3 separate regions of the Homo sapiens genome follow, and all the other regions are linked to region 2. A link is an interaction called in ENCODE POLR2A ChIA-PET data of the cell type or tissue named here. Cell type or tissue: GM12878. All regions are shown on one strand. Region 1 overlaps SCEL (sciellin). Region 2 overlaps SLAIN1 (SLAIN motif family member 1). Region 3 has its middle 8.5 kb from the start of CLN5.

Evidence for each region. Peaks named below come from ENCODE experiments on the same cell type or tissue, not always from the same donor. Only the 100,000 strongest peaks of a DNase experiment are listed, where the experiment ranks them.
Region 1: POLR2A ChIA-PET joins it to region 2 with 8 read pairs; 1 of 35 experiments calls an interaction of 5 or more read pairs at or near these places.
Region 3: POLR2A ChIA-PET joins it to region 2 with 5 read pairs; 2 of 35 experiments call an interaction of 5 or more read pairs at or near these places.

The regions. Positions count from the first base shown.
Region 1 is chr13:77,555,931-77,560,930 of GRCh38, reverse strand. It overlaps SCEL (sciellin), which reads right to left. Exons shown (of 33, transcript NM_144777.3): 3 at 4,218-4,335; 4 at 1,068-1,127. Among named protein-coding and RNA genes, the nearest start is that of SCEL, 23 kb to the right of the region's middle. In GM12878, no CTCF peak of the experiment used is centred here; a DNase peak (open chromatin) is centred at 1,990.
Region 2 is chr13:77,728,135-77,733,134 of GRCh38, reverse strand. All of the region lies in intron 2 of SLAIN1 (SLAIN motif family member 1), which reads right to left. Among named protein-coding and RNA genes, the nearest start is that of MIR3665, 33 kb to the right of the region's middle. In GM12878, no CTCF peak of the experiment used is centred here; a DNase peak (open chromatin) is centred at 3,024; H3K4me3 peaks cover 647 bases; H3K27ac peaks cover 1,460 bases.
Region 3 is chr13:76,981,053-76,986,052 of GRCh38, reverse strand. It overlaps the pseudogene RPL7P44 and the pseudogene DHX9P1. Among named protein-coding and RNA genes, the nearest start is that of CLN5, 8.5 kb to the left of the region's middle. In GM12878, no CTCF peak of the experiment used is centred here; no DNase peak of the experiment used is centred here.

The sequences.
Region 1 (5,000 bases), 170 kb after region 2:
AATTCATAAACAAAAGTTTCCAAAATAGACGTGTCCCAAGTGTCTGCTTAACTTTTTAAGATCCACACCATAGAAGACATTCACACTCCCTTTCTAATTACATTTAAATGACAAACAGACACAAGCTACTAGACCAGATAAAATTTGTGTCTGATAAATAATTAGGTTCTTCTGATGGGTGTGGTTGTTTGTATGGATGTGAGTACAACTGTGTTGTGGTAAGAATATTCTCTATTTTTATCAATCTGAGATTATTTGTATCATTGTGATTACTGTTTTGTCTTAATTTTTCTACTAATTTGCTTTGATCAGTCTATTTGCCACTGAGGATCAGTTCATGTTTTCCCACTAGCCCAGGAGTTTCCAAAAAGAAAGGTACTGTCCCATAAAGCAAGTGAACTCTGTAGTTGTTATTTCTGTATTTTAGACTTCCTTTCCCTAAGGTTCAGAGATATGTAATCTGGTCATGTTGCTGTTGTTGTTTGTTTGTTTGAGAAACAGGGTCTTCTTCCGTCACCCAGGCTGGAGTACAATGGAGCATCACTGCCCACTCCAGCCTCAATGTCCCAAGGTCAGGCAATTCTTCCACCTCAGCCCCTGGAGTAGCTGGGACGACAGGTGCGCACCATCACACCTAGCTAATTAATTTTTTTTTTTTTTTTTTTAGAGGCAGGGTCTGGCCATGTTGCCCAGGCTGGTCTCTAACTCCTAGGCTCAAGAGATCCTCCCAACTTGGCCTCCCAAAGTGTTGGGATTACAGGTATGAGCCATGGCACCCGGCCTGATATGATCGTGTTTCTATGAGAGTCCTTTCCCTGCCTGTCAGGAGGATCACCTCAGTGGGATGCACAGAGGGTTGGTTATGTTCTGCCTCCAAGTCATGGTTCTGGAGAGGCAGAGTTTCCTTGTGGAAACCTCTGATGATATCACAGATTCTCCTTCACATGCCCAGAACATCGGGGAAAGCCCAAGGCATGCTGCAAATATTCAGCTGTCTTGAACAAGTCTTCTCTGAAAACTACCATCTTTGTGTTTCTGCTCATGATGTAACATGTCTAAACACCCACCTGTCCAATGCATCATGGGAATTATGTCGGTTGAGCACCACCCTACCGTAATTTTCATCTCTGCAAAGAAAGAACAAAAGTATGTCACATAGAAAGTTACCACAATGTTGACCAAGCACTAAATGAGAGAGACATGCGGGCGAGCTCCCAATTTTTGGCAAGGTTAATTCATTTTACTTCAGTTGTGAGAACACAAAATTATGTATCTATTTTAACCAGTCACCACTTGAAAGAGCATGAGAAAAGAAACAAGTTTGTCAGTACAAATGATCATTTATCCCATGAGGTTTCCACATGATTCAACAATGAATGAGTGTTGTGTTGTGTTGTGTTGTGTTGTGTTGTGTTGTGTTTTATCAGACTGTGGGAATATGAGCCCATTTACTTTATATGTATTAGAAGAGTCCTTTTTGGCATGAAGTCAAATACAAAAGCTTTCCACAAATTGTGTTTAAGTTTAAGTAAGCCCATTACGTCTGGGTATGTTGGTGGACTTGACAGTTCTCCTTCATAAAATGTGGGAAACTCAGTACCAATATTTGTGGTTAAGGAGATTTATAATTCACAGGAGACCTAGCCTACTTTTGAACCATGAGAATACAGTTTGCTCTAGTTAGTTGTTAAAATAATCCTATGAATTAGGCAGCGAAGACACTGTCATATCCAGTTCACAGATGAGAAAACTGATAGGGGATTTTGTGGCTTTCCTAAGACCACAAGGTTAGCAAGTAACAGAGGTGGGTCTAGGACCCAGATATTTTCATTCCAAATCATTGCTTTTCCTACTGGTCAACCCTACAATCGACCTTCATATGTAAAATCTCAAAGTAATATCATTCTTACTTTGTACAGTGGAACTGAAAGTACAGGCCCTTTCAGGAAATGTCAAAACACGTAGTGAAGTCTTTGGATTTGAGCCAAGGCAGAAAGTAACTGAACCTATTTCATGTCAACCCAACAAAACCTGAAATACCACATTTTTCCTGGTTATGCTCTACTAACATTACTTAACACTCTGGTACCTTTTTTTTTTTTTTTTTTTTTGTAAGACAGAGTCTTGCTCTGTCGCCCAGGCTGGAGTGCAGTGGTGCGATATCTCGGCTCACTGCAACCTCTGCCTCCTCGGTTCAAGCAATTCTCCTGTCTCAGCCTCCTGAGTAGCTGGGATTATAGGTGCCCGCCAACACGCCCGGCTAATTTTTGTATTTTTAAAGTAGAGACAGGGTTTCTTCCTGTTGGCCAGGCTGGTCTCAAACTCCTGACCCCAAGTGACTTGCTCGCCTCGGCCTCCCAAAGTGCTGGGATAACAGGAGTGATCCACCACGCCCGGCCTCCGGTACCATTTTTAATGAAGCTATAAAAGAACTGTAGTAGACAATTAAACAGAAACATAAACAGTAAAAATGAAACAATGCCAGCAAATATACATTCTCAAAGACCCCGAGAGAACTTTCCTATCTTCCTCCATATCTCTTAATGAAATTTTTGAAAGAGGAGCAGATACCAGACATGTTTTTATCTGAGGCGGAATTATAACACACAGCCCAGAACTGGGCTGGGGGAATCAGGGAAGCATCAAAGCCAATTTTCCCTTCATTCAGTAGCTCCTATGCCATCCAAGCTGGCTTCCCTGGGTTTTCCTGGGAAAGCATGCCTGGCATAAAAGCAACATTCCTCCCAACTGTGATTTGTCTTATACATTCTATCGTCACTCGTCTGTGTAAATATTGGCAATCCAAAATGTATGGTCTACATGTCACATGACACTATCACTACAGAAAATTGGAAATGCTTTGACAGAAGCAATAAATGCTGTTTCATGGAAGGAAATGATTGTTGTCCAATAGTGCTAACTCCAAAAGTTAGTGTGAGTCTCTAAATCTCTAAACACCCATATATTTCCTTGAAATAATACTCAATAACAGAAATTAATAGATATTTTAAATTTAACATTCACAAGAATGCCCCTCAAATAACCATATCTGCAGAGTTTGTAGATAGTTTAGAGTAAGTATCCTATAATGCAGGATTTCCCAACTGCAGGACTATTGACACTTTGGGTTTGATAATTTTTTGTATGGGAGCTGTCCCGTGATTTATAGGATGTTTACCAGCATCCCTGTTCTCTACGCATTAAATACCAGAAGCACTCCTCAATTTTAACAACAAAAATGTCTCCCAACCTTGCCAAATGTCTGCTGGAGGTAAAATTGCCCCTGGTTGAGAAACATTCGTGTAATGGAAAAACAATGGGCCATGTTAAAATCTCAACTCTACCACTAAATAGCTATGTGCCATTAGACAAGTTACTTAGCTTCTCTGAGCTCAGATCCCTCTTTTGTAAAATGAGGAGATATAACACCTACGTTGTGTTTTATTGTAAAATTAGTGGTGCTTTATATGTAAAGTATCTAACACCAAGCTTAATAACAAAGAAATCATAAAATGTCTACATAATTTATAATATACACATAACATAATATATAATCGGACAAATACCTATTGCTGGACAAATACCTATTGCAAATCTATATTGCCAATGAGGCTATATGCCTATGGCCATAGTTTTCAAATCTTTAAACCTCTCAGCTAGTAGAAGCAATGCTCAAAACAAACAAAATTTTGTTGGTTGTAAGTACTTACAAAGTAATACCATATATCCCACCTTCCCAGTACTTAGAAGTAGATGGAACTAAAATAAGTCGGTAATTTTTTAAATTTCTCTTGTACATACCAAAATTTTATATGTTAAATTTGGAATTACACTCTTTTTGTTTATTTCAGCTGACATGATCAACAGAGCAGGATTGTCCGATCATGGATTAACTGTTACCTTTTTGGAAACTGGAAAGTCATGTTTTCTTTTCAGTTTACCAAGTAAGCACAAACATCTATCCTAGGTAATAACCAGGCTCTCTCTCAGTAATGACTCACACTCTCTTATGCATGTGGATATTTAAAATGGCAGAAATATTCTTGAAACTCTGATATGTAACCTATTTGTGCTTACTAAGTCTCACCAAAAATTAGACCATGCAACAAAGTGTTTCAGGAGAAAAGTATTCACTTTTCAGATGAGCATTAGCTTCCCAAACAGATAATGCCTCTCTCTGCCCTTCTGTCCACCCACCACGCTCCACACCAGCTTACTTTTCTTCTTCAGGGCGTTTCTTTATCCAACTGTTATCCTGTAAGAAAGTTCTTCTTTTGTTCACCTCGTGAAAATCCTGCTGCTTCCGTGTGGTTCCCTGAGTGGTGCTCTTCATCTCTATCAACAGAAACATGAAAGACTGGAAGATGTAATAGTGTGGAGTTGAGCGTGGGCTTGTTAACCTGAAAATCCTGAGAGGCACATCTGATTGGCCAGCATCAATCTGGGCTGGCAAGTCCAGTACTGTTTCAAAGTAGGATGCACCAGCAAGAAAGAACAGATCCCACACCCCATCACCAAAGATAACACATAAAGTTGCTCAGGTGCCAACTGAAACTGCCAGTGCCACTCATGAGGCCCCATCCAGTTCCTGGGAAAGGAGAACTCCCAGCCTGGGATAAACTGAGCCAGGATTTAGTGGGTTGGCCTTTTTACCCCATAAGAAATATACCCTGGAAGCCCACAAAAGACTGTTTTTATAATACATAGTAATAGTCAATAAGTCCTGGTCATTTGATTCTAAGTAACTTAATTCTTTTATCCTGTAAGAGCCAAACACAAAGAAGGTCATATTTTTAAAAAGATATTTTTATTAATTTTAAAAAAATTGAATTCCAATTACATGACTAAAAGCTGCGACAAGTATACTTTTTCTTAAGCCTAACTTTGCAATGCTAATTAAATTAGACTGTTGTTTCTAAGCATTCAATATCTGTATTAAAGAATTGAGATCTGTGAGTTGTTTTTCCAAAATTTTAAAGTTTTCTGAGTGAGAGAAACAT
Region 2 (5,000 bases):
ACATTTATTCCACGGAAATCAGAGTTTTATAATTATTCTTGACACTAAGTTTAAAAGGTCAAGTGTTTCTTAGGTTTTAATAGGAAACATAATCTTAATGGATAAGGCATCTAATCATAATTAAAGGATTAGACCTTATCTACTTCTCAGATCTTAACCCACTGCACGATCACACATCTAATGCTCTTCCCTCATGACTATTATCGGATCCTTCTGCGGGACTTCTTTAACCAGGACAACAGTCTCAAAGTAGAGCTGAAACATAAAGGTCAGAAAGGGGAAGTTATCTTGACTATCAACTTGTTTCCACTTAATCATTGGTCAAAACTGAAGATAAGACAACAGCTTTAAGCACACCAGATCAAATCCAGTATTATCCAGGACCAGAGTGACTGCTACAACTTCACAAGTCATCTTCTGACTTCCCATCTGCAATTAATAGTGGAGATTTAAAAAAAAAAAATGTAGTAGTAATTACACTTCAAAGGCATGTTTAAAAATTCCCTTTTATAGAAGCCATTTTCCCTTTAGGTCTGTGTGTCTGCTATAGTTTAAATCAAACTTAATAATTTAATCTTAAAAGAACAAAGAAGAAGACTGATCTAATAATTTGGCAACGATGAGATGTTGTCAAACAGATTACAGACGGCTGCTTCCAATTTAGACTACAGCCACAATGCAAGCTGACAACCAGCTAGAATAACTTACAGGTTCTACACTGAAATCATGAGGTAAGGTAAGCAATATGTTACAGAATCTAATTACATGAAGAAATAGGCTAAATAATCTCATGCTGAAAACAGAGGGCCCTCCCTCTGAAAGGACAGACTAGATTTTTACTAAGAGTCTTCACGCCTATGACTGGGTAAAGTGTGGTGGCAAATCCAAGCTTTTAGAAAGCACTGTCAGTTATTGAATGGAAGAGTGATGAGAAGAGAATTTGTATAATCCTTCCTCCCCAGTGTCTCTGATACTAAAAGACTCTTCTTTGAGTTATGGCTTATCCCAGTAACAGAAAAGGCCTCTGACCCACTAATCTTAAGAGACGATAGAAAGTAAATATACAAATTCAGAGTTCTGACCAAGGGAAAACTATCTTTGGCCCTAAAACTAACCCATTCATGATTTTATTAAAATACCTGCACACAAAACAACACTAAAATATACATTAAAGGCCTAAAACAGGAGTCTCTTTTCCTTCCCCACCCAGGCCCACTTTCCACTTTGTTTTTCATAATTTCAATACAATTACATAATTAGTATATAACTTTAAATAGACAATAGAAAATCCAATCATCGCCTTGTTGGTATCTGATTTCCCACCATGAAAGGTTATTTAGTATATATGCACCTTCTCCGTATCCATCTCCAGATTTGACAGTTCTATTTTTACACTGTCAAGGTTTACTGGATTTTCATTCTGTTTTATAGCTGTGATTGGGATAGCTATAAGGTGATCACTAGATACGACAGGACCAAGGTAAAGAAAGTAATTTTTCTGCTCTAGAACACAACTACCAGGTGAAGAACATCACAAGCCTGAGAGTCAATCACTGTCTTATTTCATCTTCATCTTTCTCAGCTTCTCCTAGGTCATCTCCGAGGCTACTGTTTTCTAGATCTCATGTGATCTTTTTTCCTTGTACGTTTCCCACTGTTAAAATAGGGTGCACAAAGGGTAAAACTTTCAACCATTTTAAGATAAAATCCAGACTTTGCATAAGCAAAAGTTTCTTTTGCTCCTACACTTATTTGCTTCGGTACAGGATTATAGTTTGAAAATAACTTTCTTCCTTAAAACTTTAAAGACAATATTAATTTTTTATCTAGCATCCAATATTACTTATAAAATGTCTGAAATTTGTTATACTATAGATAAACTCCCAATAATGTTCAAATGAAGGAATAGTTTATCTTTAATTCTGGAAAATCTGAAATTCAATAACCAGGAGATCTAGGTGCATGGCTTTTTTTCATCTATCTTAGTTCATCCTGAGGATCTGTCAAAGAAATTTTCTTCTATTATTTACTGATTATTTCCTTTGTTCAGTACGTTCCTGCTTCTAGAACTCCTGTTAAAACATGAGAGGTTCTGGGTCTGTCTTCTTTTGTCCCCTCACTTCTCTCATATTTTCCATCCCATTTTGGTAGATTCCTTTGGCCAACTTTCAGAGAAGCAGCTTGGTTCTTAGCCCTGTCCATTCTTCCTTCAATATGTCTAAGAAATTAAAAATGACCAAAAAACTTATGATTTAATTGCTTGTTTTCCCAGCAGGTATCCTTTTACTGATCCAACTTCATTTATCTGAAAATGCTATAAAAATGGAAGACCAGACTGAGCATGCATATGCAAATACATATACACAAGTACAGGACACACCCGATGACAGCAAATCTGCATTTCAAAAGCCTAGTAAATTTAAATACACTGTTTCTTGAAATACAACCTTACAACTATGACAGTAGAAAAAAATTAAACTCACAAATTGACAAGAGCTCCAAAACTCAAATATATTAAACTTATTACTATATAGAAGTTTAAAGCTCCCAAATATTATAAATAATTGAGAACATCAACAAATCAAACCCTTATGTTTCCGAAGTAAATTAAGTGTCACGAGAACTTGGCCACATTTTCATCTACCATTTCTCACATTAGTCACATAAGAAATTTGGGATATTAATGAAAAAGAAGAAAACATTCCCAAGTTTATCTAAGACTCTCCCTTAAAAATTGCTAAAGCCTAACCTTACCCATGTTCCAAAGAATTTCTAAAACCACCATTTCACTCTCCACAGTTCACCAGATTTCCAAAAAAGGCTCTGCCTTCTAAGACAATTCAGGTAATATCCTGTAGCTTAGCTGTTCAGTTACATCACTCCTTTACTAAAAATTATTCAAAGGTTTTTCAACCATTTTAAGATAAAATCCAGAATCTTTAACTGCCCTGAAGACGCTGCACACATGTCTAGTTTCTAGTTTCATTTAGAGTCATTTCCCTCCATTACACCCCAACCACAACAGCCTGCCGTTTCCTCACATTATGTCCCACTGCAGGGCCTTTCCACATGCTATTGCTATCCTTCCTCTCCAATGTCTCTGAGACTGAAAGACTCTTCTTTGAGTTATGGCTTATCCTAGTGACAGAAAAGGCCTGGGACACTCTTCCTCACCTCCTCCTCCCGTTGGATGGACGAACAGATGGACACACGGACACACACACACACACACAGAGTTACTGGCTTAACTCCCACTGACTCTCCGGTCCCAGCTGATGCCTCACGTCTTTGGGAAATCATTTTCTGATCATACCCCTGGGTCAGGCTGCCATTCGCATCATTATGCTTCTTTTATGGGACAGGAAGAACAAAGAACTGCTATCTTGTCATCTGTTTTTTGCATCAGAATGCATGTTCCCAAGGCCAGGCACTGAGCTCATCTTGCTTGCCACTGCACCCTGTATTTAGCACTGACTGTACCTAATAAGTACTCAACACATTTCATGTATTGTAATCATCTGATCAAGCCCCAGTGTTTCAGAAAAGAGAGTCTAGAAAGTCTTGCTTTAAACCTGACTATTCTGTAGAGGTCCCAAGAAACAGGTACCAACACCTACCAAAAAAAAAAAAAGAATTTCACTATGATAGAGTCAAATTTAATCAACCGTCACAGTAGTATGAAAGCAGTAGACAACTACTTTGGGAGAATCTCTATTGTTTTATTTTTTCCTTGGTGGAGATAGGTAACAAAATAGCATGTCAATAATAAATTCACCAGAACAACCATTATTGTTTATTTTGAAAAACACTTTTCGAATCATGGTAGAAATGCAAAGTGAAACCAAAGGAAAAAAAAACACATGGAAACACAAGTACAAATTAGCAAAAGAAAAAAGGATTACTTAAGGAAATTTGGCAAACACATATCAGGTTGTAGGGTATAATGGACTGAAACTGCAAATTTCATAGAAGCACAATCCCTTATTATCTGTTACTGTACTAAATCATTGCCAATACTGAAGTAAATGCACTGGGGCTATTCTGAACATAAGAGCAAAGCAACATAAAGATGTGATGAAATCCCACAGCTATGACAATGCATTTTCCATTTTCAGCACACAGGAATGATAGCATGTATCAGGAGACCCTGTCTCTGCACAAAAATTCCAATATGATTCCAGATTGTTTTTCCAGTGAGAAAAGAAATTCTTTACAAAGCTTACCCAAAATGAACCTCACAGACTAAGTTTTAATTTTGTGTTCCAAGTTTGACAGAGCATCTCGAGACTAGAAATATGAGCTAGTGGAGATAACATCTTGGGCCAAGCAAGGAGAGACTGGACAGGTTCCAGAAGACAGACATTTGATAAGCTTAATGTCTCAGTTCAATCTGTGTGGATTTTAACAAAAGAAAGGGTCACTCGCAGAACTGTGGATTAGTCTACAACTTTCTTCTTCATCAGCTAAATTTGGACATTAACACTCCTTTATAACAACTAAAATAAGATTGGGAACTGGTACCATATGAAGATAAAAGAAAAACTCAATGAATGGGGTAATTTCTATTCACATTTCCTTAGTATCTAATCCCAGAGGAAATGACAGATGGTCATAGCGAAACATGAGCCAAGGATATAATTGTGTAGGCCTCCACTATTTGTGAAAAGTACACCTACTCTGCTCAAATGTGACCTGTCCTGATTCAATAGTTATAGACATTCAAGTACCTTAAGCCAAGATAAGCTTTTATTAACTGGCCCCAAATTAACTGAGCCACATTTTGGGCGTTTCAAATTACTTAGATAAGCCTTTGATCATTATTTGGTTATTTAACATCCCAGCCTCATGCGTGAATTTACCAAAGACCCTAGATTAGCCTTATTTCAATTTAGGATATCAAGTGAGCTAATCCTACCCATGAAAGTTCTATGCAGTTTTGTTATTTTTATTCTAAAGGGGTAGAGGGGGGTTAGAAAGATGGGCGAGTTAGAAATGGAATA
Region 3 (5,000 bases), 750 kb after region 2:
ATTGCTTCCAGAATCTCACTTTCAAATTTCTTCACAGGCAGTAACTCTCGCTCCTGCAAGATTGCTGGCAAATCATGATCCTGTTCCAACTGGTACACCAATTCATTCTTGAGGTCCAAGCTTATTTGCTCTGGAGAAGCAAAAGCCAGAGGTCCCTCAGCAATGTCGCTAGTAGTCCAAGGATTCCATCTGGATTGTGGAGGTGACCGAGGAACTATACCCACTTGGTTTTGTCACTGAGATGGTTCAAAGTGAGCCAATTTGCCAATGTTGAGTGCAACTGGCATAGAAGGATCTTCAGGCGGGGGCATAATCTCAAAATTTAGCTCTCAAATGATGTTTTGTGGCTGATGCTCTAAATCTTGAGAGAGGTTTACTTTGTAAGGTTCCACTCTCTCTCCTTCCTTCTTTGTAAGTCTGAAGTAAGCTTCAACCACTCCAAGATGGTAGAGTTGTCTGACTAGTGACAGGGCACAGGACTGTGCTGCCAATTTCTTATTTGATCCATGTTCATGTGCAGAAATCCTTCTGCCCAGCTGCTTGATGTAAATGGTTATTTCTGCAGTAAAGCTCCTGTTGTGATCAGGACCCACTTGGGTGTACTTATATTCTCCTTGGATTTTTTCTTTCTGAAAATATTGGTTTAGATGAGTTTTAGCATTTTCCAAGGTCCAGTTTCCATGAAGCCCAGCATTTAAATCCACTTCTTCTGACTCTAGAGTCGCTTGCACTTCTTGTTCTTCCTTTCTTGAGTAGTAATCCTTCAAGTTGGCTCCTTGGTCCCAGGAACACCATAGCCAGAGGCCCCTACCTCAGAATTATTTTCAGCTTTGAGAGCCAGATGTGGCGGAAGAGGACCTCCCATGGTTGTTGGTAAACCTCCTTCAGCATTTGCTGTAGTGTCAGGAATATCAGTAAGTGGGGGCAGAGATGCAACCCCAAAAAGCTGGAACTTCTTCACTCTTCATTTATTTGAACCAAATAGTTAACAAAGTCTCTGGCAGCATTGCTCTGTGCATCTTTTTTATTGGTGGAATTTCCTATGCCACTGTAATTATACCCTTCCACCTGAACCTCACACAAGAATTTCTGCCTACTTTTGTTCCCCAATGCTCTAATTTCATAGGATGGAGTCATCTTCCTTTTGCCTCACCAGGCATACAGAAAATTTTTAATATCACCCATGATTGAAGTGTCTTCTTCAGATCAGCCTATGCTTCCTGGTTCCCAGCTCTTAGGACCGTGTGGCTCTGGCCTTCCACAAAGACAACAGAGACACGCACAACAACTTCCATAAAGGACTTGGCAAAAAAAAAAAAATTAAGTAGAAAAGAAAGGAGGTTGTTATGACACTTTATGATTTACTGTGGTTTGAGAGAAGTACTGTTTTCTGGTAATTTTGAGGCTGGTTTTATCAGTCCAGGCTAATGAATACGAGGGCAGATTAAAGTCCAAGCTAATTTTTAGTTTCTCATTTACAATCTCATTTTTTATTTTAGGCGTTAAAAGCATTATTCTGAGAAGGGGCTTCACCAGTTTGCCTAAGAGCTCCGGCCCTAGACACACTAATTTCCTACTCCTTTTTTTCTTTTTGAGACAGGGTCTCACTTTGCCACCCAGGCTGGAGTGCAGTAGTGCAATCACAGTCACTGCAGCCATAGCCTCCTAGCTCAAGTGATCCTCCCATCTCTCAGCCCCTATAGTAGCTGGACTACAGGAATGTACCAACATGCCCAAATAATTTTAAATTTTTTGTAGTGATAAGGAGTCTCACTACGTTCCCAAGCTGGTCTCGAATTCCTGGGCTCAAGCGATCCTCCTGCTTTGGCCTCCCAAAGTGCTGGAATTAAAGGCATGAGCCACAGAGCCTGGCCCTGACACAAATATTCATGTAAGAGGTTAAGAAAATCTTAAAGGTAACCAAAAATTAATGAACCCCCAAAGTGTTTCTGAAACTTGGGTATACTAACCTGTTGTTTACATGATAAACTGGGCTAAACAAATACATCAACTATACGTACATCCTATTTTCAGAGTTTCGACAATTTCACTTGCCTAAAGCATCATTTATTTTAGTTCAAAGATAATTTTATTTTCATTTTTATTTTGAGACAGGGTCTCGCTCTGTTGTCCAGGTTAGAGTGCAGTGGCATGATCATGACTCACTGCAGCCTTGACCTCTCAGGCTCAAGCGATCCTCCCACCTCACTTCCTGAGTAGCTGGGACTACAGGCCTGTGCTACCATGCCTGGCTAATTAAATAAAATGTTTTTGGTAGAGTCAGAGTCTCACTTTGTTGCCCATGCTCCTGGGCTCAAGTAATCCTCTTGCCTCAGCCTCCCACAGTGTTGGAATTATAGTCGTGAGCCACTGTGCCCGACCCAAAGATAATTTTAAAAGCATCATTTAAGTGTGAATTTAATAAAATTAAAATTTATAATATTCACTGAAGGCAGAGATTAGAGTGAGACATCTACTTAATAGGTAATACTTAAAAACAAACTGTGGAGCCATAAGGAACACCTTACCCTAATCCTAAATCAAGTGATTTGGATTTATTTTGCTTATTACATTACATTGTTTAGACAATTCTTTAATCTTGTACTTGTTTATTGAATATATTTTTTAGTTCTGTTATGATCGATTTATCAATAGCCGCAAGAAAATTGGCTTCAGAACAAAAACTCTTTTCTTTGTGTTGTTAAATAAAATGTATGAGAGGCCATGGTTTTGAACTGAGCCCCTGCATTAGGTCGCAACAGATTGAACCAAAATGGGGTCGCTCGTGCTAAGTAATCGAACTGTAATCAAACTGAAACGTAAACGGGAAAATTCCCAAAATAGACTGGCTTTTCGTAAAAACAAGAGATTCACAGCAAGCAATCAGAAAGGGCCCAGTCAGCCTAAGTCAGCATGTTAAGGAAGTCCTCTCTGCTTTAACCCTTTATAAGTAAAGTAACCTGAAGTAAACTGATGTTAACCAATTCACTTTTTGTATTCCTGTTTCCCTATTTCTGTTCAAGCTACCTTAGGAAAACCAACTGGTCTGCCAGGCTCATTGAAGCTCCCTCTATTTTGATTAGCAACTGCCTGTTTTATGAGTCACTAATAAAAGCCAATTAGACATTTTAATCAATTTTGTTGATTTTTTTTTTCTTTTTTTGAGACAGAGTCTTGCTCTGTAGGCCAGGCTGGAGTGTAGTGATGCAATCTCGGCTCACTGCAACCTCTGCCTCCCTGCCTCAGCTTCCCGAGTAGCTGGGATTACAGGCATGTGCCACCAGGCCCACATAATTTTTGTAGTTTTAGTAGAGACGGGGTTTCGCCACATTAGCCAGGCTGGTCTGAAACTCCTGGCCTCAGGTGATCTGCCTGCCTCTACCTCCCAAAGTGCTGGGATTACAGGCGTGAGCCACCGGGCCCAGTCAAATTTTTTTTTTTTTTAATCAACGTATATCAAGGAAACTAAAGGGGTACAAACCATTCAGTGAACAGAAATACACTAGTATCAAGGTTTTGACAGAGATGACATTTACTATTTTTAATCTTTCCAACAACTCTATGAAAAAGGTGCTACTTCCTACTTTCAGCCTGAGGAAACGTTGGTACAGATATTTTGAGTAATTTCTCGGGATCACATAAGGCAGTGAGGGTGGAGTCAGGTTTGATCTTGGGCACTCAGACCTACACTAAGTTATCCTGCTTTTCAAATTCACTCCTTGTCCTCCTTTTCCTCCTCATCTGCAGTGATGACGGATGCATGTGTGTTTTCCACAAGCAGTTGCTCTTTGCCCTGTCTGGTGTCACACCACGTTTACATCCTCTTTCTAAATCTAGGCATCGTTGACAGTAAATATCCTACTGGGTCAAGAGCTAGAATCACCCTCGGGGATTTACAGTACTCCATCTGTCACTTATGAGCAGCAATCTACCTCCAGGTTAAGAAAGGTAGGTTTCTTCTTGAAAGTAAATGCAGGGTTTATTCAGCACCCAGGACATAAAGGCTTAGTGAATTTTTATCAGAGGAACATGGGACTAATAATTTAAAGATCCAGTAGGGAAAGTAATGTTTGCTGGATATTGCAGATTTCATCTTTTAATAATAAAGGAATAGTTCCTCTTTTCCCGCTGGAACCATGGAGAGTGTCAAAGAGAAGAAGAAAAAGTTTCCTGCTGTACCAGAAACCCTTAAGAAAAAGCGAAGAAATTTCACAGAGCTGAAGATCAAATGCCTGAGAAAGAAGTTTGCCCAAAAGATGCTTCGAAAGGCAAGGAGGAAGCTTATCTATGAAAAAGCGAAGCACTATCACAAGGAATATAGACAGATATACGGAACTTAAATTTGAATGGCAAGGATGGCAAGCAAAGCCGGCAACTTCTATGTACCTGCAGAACCCAAATTGGCATTTGTCATCAGGATCAGAGGTATCAGTGGTGTGAGCCCAAAGGTCCGAAAGGTGTTGCAGCTTCTTCGCCTTCGTCAAATCTTCAGTGGAAACTTTGTGAAGCTTAACAAGGTTTCAATTAACATGCTGGGGATTGTAGAACCATATATTGCAGGGGGTACCCAAATCTGAAGTCAGTAAATAAACTAATCTACAAGCGGGGTTATGGCAAAATCAATAAGAAGCGAATTGCTTTGACAGATAACGCTTTGATTGCTCGAACGCTTGGTAAATATGGCATCATCTGCACGGAAGATCTGATTCATGAGATCTATACTGTTGGAAAATGCTTCGAAGAAGCAAATAACTTCCTGTGGTCCTTCAAATTATCTTCTCCATGAGGTGGAAAGAAGAAAAAGACCACCCATTTTGTAGAAGGTGGAGATGCTGGCAACAGGGAGGACCAGATCAACAGCTTATTAGAATAATGAACTAAGGTGTCTACCATGATTATTTTTCTAAGCTGGTCAGTTAATAAACAGTACCTGCTCTCAAAAAAACAAAGAATAACTTTTCTTCAAATATCTGGTCAATGAATGATATTGTACAGAAGAA